Regions from separate parts of the Homo sapiens genome. Here region 1 is linked to region 2. The links are chromatin contacts, found by Hi-C or POLR2A ChIA-PET in ENCODE. All regions are on one chromosome and are shown on one strand. The core of a region is the stretch at or near the end of the contact, and the rest is flanking DNA. Distances in the headings are between cores, read along the strand shown. Region 1 holds the start of ZBTB48 (zinc finger and BTB domain containing 48). Region 2 holds the start of ACOT7 (acyl-CoA thioesterase 7).

What was found. A loop is a pair of places that touch in the nucleus more often than their neighbours do. ChIA-PET counts read pairs that join two places held with the same protein, here RNA polymerase II (POLR2A). Pooled maps may share reads with other maps.
Region 1: a loop to region 2 is called in a pooled map, with 11 times the contacts of the local background. The contact joins the promoter of ZBTB48 here to the promoter of ACOT7 in region 2. A Hi-C loop is called at or near these places in 1 of 37 single-sample maps with no recorded cell type and 10 of 50 pooled maps. POLR2A ChIA-PET finds 5 or more read pairs at or near these places in 4 of 52 experiments (CD4-positive, alpha-beta memory T cell, GM10248, activated B cell and 1 more).

Annotation. Positions count from the first base shown.
Region 1 is chr1:6,577,344-6,581,243 of GRCh38, forward strand. It overlaps ZBTB48 (zinc finger and BTB domain containing 48), which reads left to right and starts at 2,651. Exons shown (of 11, transcript NM_005341.4): 1 at 2,651-2,793; 2 at 3,198-3,900. The coding sequence starts at 3,267. It overlaps TAS1R1 (taste 1 receptor member 1), which reads left to right. Exons shown (of 6, transcript NM_138697.4): 6 at 1,310-2,412. The coding sequence ends at 2,241. It overlaps LOC107984912 (a long non-coding RNA gene), which reads right to left and starts at 2,090. Exons shown (of 3, transcript XR_002958250.1): 1 at 2,004-2,090. RefSeq lists an enhancer at 2,035-2,734 and a silencer at 2,786-2,915.
Region 2 is chr1:6,392,126-6,395,905 of GRCh38, forward strand. It overlaps ACOT7 (acyl-CoA thioesterase 7), which reads right to left and starts at 1,642. Exons shown (of 9, transcript NM_007274.4): 1 at 1,132-1,642. The coding sequence starts at 1,274. RefSeq lists silencers at 953-1,042, 1,313-1,762 and enhancers at 991-1,502, 1,503-2,015, 2,016-2,526, 3,279-3,780.

The DNA.
Region 1 (3,900 bases), core at 1,401-3,900, 190 kb after region 2:
GCCAACATGGTGAAACCCCATCTCTACCAAAAATATAAAAAATTAGCTGGGTGTGGTGGCGCGTGCCTGTAATCCCAGCTACTCGGGAGGCTGAGGCAGGAGAATCACTTGAACCCAGGAGGCGGAGGTTGCAGTGAGCCAAGATGCATTCCAGCCTGGACCACAAAGCGAGAATTCGTCCCCCCAAAAAAAGAAAGGAGGCCGGGCGCGGTGGCTCACACCTGTAATCCCAGCACTTTGGGAGGCCGAGGTGGGTGGATCACCTGAGGTCAGGAGTTCGAGACCAGCCTGACCAACATGGTGAAACCCCATCTCTACTAAAAATACAAAAAAAGTTAGCCGGGCGTTGTGGCGTGTGCCTGTAATTCCAGCTACTCGGGAGGCTGAGGCAGGAGAATTGCTTGAACCCGGGAGGCGGAGGTTGCAGTGAGCCAAGATTGCACCATTGCACTCCAGCCTGGGCGACAAGAGAAAAACTCTGTCTCAAAAAAAAAGAAAGAAAGAAAGAATTAGCCAACTGAAAGCCTTAGACTGAGGTGTGTCCTCTGTTAGAGAGCTGTCATCACAACTCCTACAAAAGCAGTCGTATCCTGAATTCAACCTCTTTCTCTAAATGAATATAGCTATTGTTCCCTTTGTGCCCTCTTGTCCTACTGTCCCTTCTGTTGCCCATGCCAAAGACAGCTAGCTCCTTGAACAGCTTGGCCTGAATACAGATACTAGCGTGTCTGCAGCAGAGAAAAAAACAGCATTCCCCATCCAGAAATGCAAGGTCAAGAACAGAGAGCAAATTAGGTAGCTAAGGACTCAGGTCCTTAGTTGGTGTCCAGGGGCCACATTCTTTCCTTTCACCATCTCTGTAGGGACAGGAATACTTCCCTTCTGTCCTCAGAGGGTCAGGACTCAGAGAAACCACAGAGCAGCAGCTCAGGAAAGTGGTTCATGGAAATGCTGGCAAGAGAGAGGGGTTACAATGCCCTCCCTTGGGAGCAGGCTGCTCCCATCAGATCGTAACCTCTCTGGTATGTGGGCAGAGCTACCAGGTTAAGGTCCTCCCTAGGGTTTGCAAAACCCTCATGGGATCATGAGCCATACAGAACCGACCTGTGTGTCTCCAGAGTCTGTAATTAACACAGGCATTTTGAGGAAATGCGTGGCCTCAGGCCCCACTCCCGGCTACCCCCATCCCACTATGCCTAGTATAGTCTAGCTGCCCTGGTACAATTCTCCCAGTATCTTGCAGGCCCCTATTTCCTATTCCTACTCTGCTCATCTGGCTCTCAGGAACCTTCTTGGCCTTCCCTTTCAGACCTCTACAGATGCCAGCCTTGTGGGAAAGAAGAGTGGGCACCTGAGGGAAGCCAGACCTGCTTCCCGCGCACTGTGGTGTTTTTGGCTTTGCGTGAGCACACCTCTTGGGTGCTGCTGGCAGCTAACACGCTGCTGCTGCTGCTGCTGCTTGGGACTGCTGGCCTGTTTGCCTGGCACCTAGACACCCCTGTGGTGAGGTCAGCAGGGGGCCGCCTGTGCTTTCTTATGCTGGGCTCCCTGGCAGCAGGTAGTGGCAGCCTCTATGGCTTCTTTGGGGAACCCACAAGGCCTGCGTGCTTGCTACGCCAGGCCCTCTTTGCCCTTGGTTTCACCATCTTCCTGTCCTGCCTGACAGTTCGCTCATTCCAACTAATCATCATCTTCAAGTTTTCCACCAAGGTACCTACATTCTACCACGCCTGGGTCCAAAACCACGGTGCTGGCCTGTTTGTGATGATCAGCTCAGCGGCCCAGCTGCTTATCTGTCTAACTTGGCTGGTGGTGTGGACCCCACTGCCTGCTAGGGAATACCAGCGCTTCCCCCATCTGGTGATGCTTGAGTGCACAGAGACCAACTCCCTGGGCTTCATACTGGCCTTCCTCTACAATGGCCTCCTCTCCATCAGTGCCTTTGCCTGCAGCTACCTGGGTAAGGACTTGCCAGAGAACTACAACGAGGCCAAATGTGTCACCTTCAGCCTGCTCTTCAACTTCGTGTCCTGGATCGCCTTCTTCACCACGGCCAGCGTCTACGACGGCAAGTACCTGCCTGCGGCCAACATGATGGCTGGGCTGAGCAGCCTGAGCAGCGGCTTCGGTGGGTATTTTCTGCCTAAGTGCTACGTGATCCTCTGCCGCCCAGACCTCAACAGCACAGAGCACTTCCAGGCCTCCATTCAGGACTACACGAGGCGCTGCGGCTCCACCTGACCAGTGGGTCAGCAGGCACGGCTGGCAGCCTTCTCTGCCCTGAGGGTCGAAGGTCGAGCAGGCCGGGGGTGTCCGGGAGGTCTTTGGGCATCGCGGTCTGGGGTTGGGACGTGTAAGCGCCTGGGAGAGCCTAGACCAGGCTCCGGGCTGCCAATAAAGAAGTGAAATGCGTATCTGGTCTCCTGTCGTGGGAGAGTGTGAGGTGTAACGGATTCAAGTCTGAACCCAGAGCCTGGAAAAGGCTGACCGCCCAGATTGACGTTGCTAGGCAACTCCGGAGGCGGGCCCAGCGCCAAAAGAACAGGGCGAGGCGTCGTCCCCGCATCCCATTGGCCGTTCTCTGCGGGGCCCCGCCCTCGGGGGCCGGAGCTAGAAGCTCTACGCTTCCGAGGCGCACCTCCTGGCCTGCACGCTTTGACGTCACGTCCGGCGCGGAGACGGTGGAGTCTCCGCACTGTCGGCGGGGTACGCATAGCCGGGCACTAGGTTCGTGGGCTGTGGAGGCGACGGAGCAGGGGGCCAGTGGGGCCAGCTCAGGGAGGACCTGCCTGGGTGAGGAGGGCGCGGGGTGAGGGAGGGAGGGGCTGCGGGCCGCCGTGGCTGCCTTCCGCTCGGCCGCTCGGGACCTGTGGGCGCGGCGTGGGCTTCGCTCACCTGTCCCCGGCTGCCGCCCTCCGCCGTCCGGGATCCTCTCACTGTGCCGGGCCAGTCCGTTCGCTCTCATCCCATGTCTCCTTTCCCCAAACTTGGATTTTTCTCACCAGGCCCTTCTTCACGACCCTGGCCCCCCATCCAGCATCCCCCCTGGCCAATCCAATATGGCCCCCGGCCCCCGGGAGGCTGTCAGTGTGTTCCAGCCCTCCGCGTGCACCCCTCACCCTGACCCAAGCCCTCGTGCTGATAAATATGATTATTTGAGTAGAGGCCAACTTCCCGTTTCTCTCTCTTGACTCCAGGAGCTTTCTCTTGCATACCCTCGCTTAGGCTGGCCGGGGTGTCACTTCTGCCTCCCTGCCCTCCAGACCATGGACGGCTCCTTCGTCCAGCACAGTGTGAGGGTTCTGCAGGAGCTCAACAAGCAGCGGGAGAAGGGCCAGTACTGCGACGCCACTCTGGACGTGGGGGGCCTGGTGTTTAAGGCACACTGGAGTGTCCTTGCCTGCTGCAGTCACTTTTTCCAGAGCCTCTACGGGGATGGCTCAGGGGGCAGTGTCGTCCTCCCTGCTGGCTTCGCTGAGATCTTTGGCCTCTTGTTGGACTTTTTCTACACTGGTCACCTCGCTCTCACCTCAGGGAACCGGGATCAGGTGCTCCTGGCAGCCAGGGAGTTGCGAGTGCCAGAGGCCGTAGAGCTGTGCCAGAGCTTCAAGCCCAAAACTTCAGTGGGACAGGCAGCAGGTGGCCAGAGTGGGCTGGGGCCCCCTGCCTCCCAGAATGTGAACAGCCACGTCAAGGAGCCGGCAGGCTTGGAAGAAGAGGAAGTTTCGAGGACTCTGGGTCTAGTCCCCAGGGATCAGGAGCCCAGAGGCAGTCATAGTCCTCAGAGGCCCCAGCTCCATTCCCCAGCTCAGAGTGAGGGCCCCTCCTCCCTCTGTGGGAAACTGAAGCAGGCCTTGAAGCCTTGTCCCCTTGAGGACAAGAAACCCGAGGACTGCAAAG
Region 2 (3,780 bases), core at 392-2,891:
CATAGACCCAGGACTTGCTATATGCCCAGCCTTCCTGGAGATGTCAACATCTACAGGAAAGTAACTTGCTTCTATTGGACTTGGCTTGAGCCCAAGGTCAGTCTGTGATGCCCAACCCCCAAATGTGAGGAACCCACTACCAAAACAGAAAGCAGCTCTCACTCCTGGTAGTTCATCAAGCAGGATAGGACCGGTCGCAGGCCACAGAGCCTGTGTGCAGTGGCTGAAAACCTAGACTCCTTGTCCTCACTTAGCTCATGCACAAATGCCAGCCTGCTGCTTCCGATTCTGCCGAAGAGAACTGCAGAGTAACCTTCAGGCTGCCCTCCCCACCTCCTATGGGAAATGAGCTTGTTCATGATCTCCAGCCTCCAGCTTCCTCTGGGGGCCTGCATCTATCTACTCAGTACCTGGTGGAAGAAGAGGGGGTGCTCTAGAAGGACAACCCTTTGCCTCTATTGTGTAAGATGCTTTCAGGCCCAACAGACCACTGATTCCCTTTTCTTCATAGTAAACTGTTAGAGGTAGACAGTATTATCTGTTCTTCCTTTCAACACCTGCCCTCCCCCAAACCGAAGCAGTGCACTGAAGACGGTAGCTCTGCAACCTCCTCCCACAGGGGCACCCACCGAGGGGCTCGCGCGGCTCTGGGCACCTCCCCTCCACCTCTGGGGGCTTTGGTTAGCGCAGCACAACCGCCGAGGTAATGATCCCGAATCCTCGAGGAGGCTAAGCAGGACCACGGGGCTGAGGCTCCGGGATGCTCGGGCGAGGCCCGAGGCGGGGCGGCCCACGGGCGCCGGTCGCCGGGCTCTGGAGCTGTGCATTGACCTCCGCCCGCCCCGTCCCTGCCTGGCTTTCTCGCCCAAACGGCCCGTGGCGCGGCCGCCGCCCTGGAGATGCGGCCAGGAGGAGCCGGCTGGAGGCGGGCGGGGGCCGCCCGGCTTGTGCGGCATCGCGAGTCGCATCCCGGCCGGGCGGGCGTCCGGGGCGGCGGCGCGGAAGGCCGTGCGGGGAATCGGCGGGCGGGGGCGGCCTCGGCGGGTGGGGACCACAGAGCCAAGCGGGGCAGGCCTGGGGCGGTGACCGGCGCGCCTGGCCGCTGCAGGCTGCGCGCGGGCCCTCTCTTACCGGCAGATCTGGATGGCGGACGGCGTCTCGACGTCTGGGCCCGACATGCTGGGGGCTGCGGCGGCGGATGCGGCGGGCGGCTGCAGAAGGGCGCAGGTGTCTGGCAGGCCCGGCGCGGAATGAATGAGCCCGGGCCGCGCCATAAAGGGGGAGGGCAGAGGTGGAGCGATGGGGCTGGTGAGGCGGGGCCTGCGCGCCGGGGGCAATCGAACGCGGCCTCCCCGCGCCGACCCCGCCCCCGCGCCGGCCCCACCCCGAGCCCCGCCTCCCAGGCCGCCAAGGCTGCAGAGAGCTCGCGCGGGCGTACGATTCTGGCGGCGTGGGGGCCCAGGCAGCCGCCGCTTCCAGAAGGTTCGGTGGCGGTTGGGCCGCGCCGGTGCGGGGAAGGCCCGCTAGCCGCGGCAGCCGCGCCCGACCCGGTGGCAGCCCCGAGGGAAGCGTCTGGGGCGGCCTAAGTGGCGGAGCAGGGCGGACTTGGGCCCTCACTCTCCGCGCGGCGGTAAATATTTGTGCTGGGCGTTCCCGGCCGCCCGCGCCGCCGATTCGCTGCCGCGCCCAGTGCCTGGGCGGCCGGATGAGGTCAGAGCGGAAGGCGCGGCCCGGGCTCCTGGCAGTGGGGCCTGATTCCCACCCCCGCCCCCAACCCACCCCGGCACCAGTCGCCCGCATCGCGGCTCTCGCTAAGATCGGCCCTAAGAGAGAATGGAAGGCTGTTTCCTAGAAAGGAGCATTGGTGGCGGCTGCTGGGAAGACACGGGGAATGGAACGGGCCTTTGCTTCCGCAGCACAAAGCGTCACGAGGTGGGGAGGAGGAAAGGCCGGCGACTATCTACACCGCCGCCTGCAGCTTTTACTGGGAGCGCTGAGCGCCAGCCTGGAGGTGCACGTGTTGCAGTGAGGAGCCCTGAAACATGCGTGTTTTACTGCACAAGATGTGCCCTTGAATGGAGTCTAGGCCAGTCGGGGTCACCAAAAAAAATCCACCAAAAAACACCCAAGAAGGGAGAAGCGGTCACCCCCCACGTGCTGGAATGACAGCTTTTTACTTGCTAGGCAGTTGGACCTTTTCCGAATTTTCTACAATGCACATAGATTTGTACTTACATCTTTAAATTAAAACCCACGCAACTCCGGCTCCCTAGTGCAATTTGAACAACCCATTTACACTCAGCTAGGTAGCTCTGAAGGAACTGTGCCTCACCCCGGTCACCCTTGAGTTACCAGACCGTGGAGGCAGCCCACAGCATGATCTGTAGCTCCCAGAAGCAGGGGCAGTCAAAGTCAGAACTCTGTGATTTCAAGACTTTTATACTAAGAATTTTGTTTTTCTGTTTTCTTTTTTTTTTTTTTTTTTTGAGACGGAGTCTTGCTCTGTTGCCCAGGCTGGAGTGCAGTGGTGCAATCTCAGCTCACTGCAAGCTCCGCCTCCCAGGTTCACGCCATTCTCCTGCCTCAGCCTCCCAAGTAGCTGGGACTACAGGCGCCTGCCACCACGCCCGGCTAATTTTTTGTATTTTTAGTAGAGACGGGGTTTCACTGTGTTAGCCAGGATGGTCTTGATCTCCTGACCTTGTGATCTGCCCGCCTCTGCCTCCCAAAGTGGTGGGATTACAGGCGTGAGCCACCACGCCTGGCCTGTTTTCTTTTTTTGATATAGAGTCTCGTTCTGTCGCCCAGGCTGGAATGCAGTGGTGTGATAGCTCACTGTAACCTCTGCCATCCAGTTTCAAGCAATTCTCCTGCCTCAACCACACTGAGTAGCTGGGACCATAGGCATGCACCACCACGTTTGGCTTATTTTTGTATTTTTAGTACAGATGTGTCCAGAATTGGTGGGTTCTTGGTCTCACCGACTTCAAGAATGAAGCCGCGGACCCTCGTGGTGAGTGTTACAGCTCTTAAGGTGGCGCATCTGGAGTTTCTTCCTTCTGGTGGGTTCGTGGTCTCCCTGGCTCAGGAGTGAAGCTGCAGACCTTCACAGTGAATGTTAACGGCTCATAAAGGCAGTGTGGACCCAAAGAGCGAAAGAACAACACTCCTACAGCGTGGAAGGGGACCAGAGTGGGTTGCCACTGCTGGCTCGGGCAGCCTGCTTTTATTCTCTCATCTAGCCCTACCCACATCCTGCTGATTGGTAGAGCAGAGTGGTCTGTTTTGACAGGGTGCTGATTGGTGTGTTTACAATCCCTGAGCTAGACACAAAGGTTCTCCATGTCCCCACCAGATTAGCTAGATAGAGTGTCGACACAAAGGTTCTCCAAGTCCCCACCAGCGTAGTTAGATACAGAGTGTTGATTGGTGCATTCACAAACCCTGAGCTAGACACAGGGTGCTGATTGGTGTGTTTACAAACCTTGAGCTAGATACAGAGTGCCGATTGGTGTATTTACAATCCCTTAGCTAGACATAAAGGTTCTCCATGTCCCCACCAGACTCAGGAGCCCAGCTGGCTTCACCCAGTGGGTCCCGCACTGGGGCTGCAGGTGGAGCTGCCTGCTAGTCCCGCACTGTGTGCCCACACTCCTCAGCCCTTGGGTGGTCGATGGCACTGGGTGCCGTGGAGCAGGGGGCGGTGCTCATTGGGGAGGCTCGGGCCGCACAGGAGCCCATGGAGTGGGGGGAGGCTCAGGCATGGCGGGCTGCGGGTCC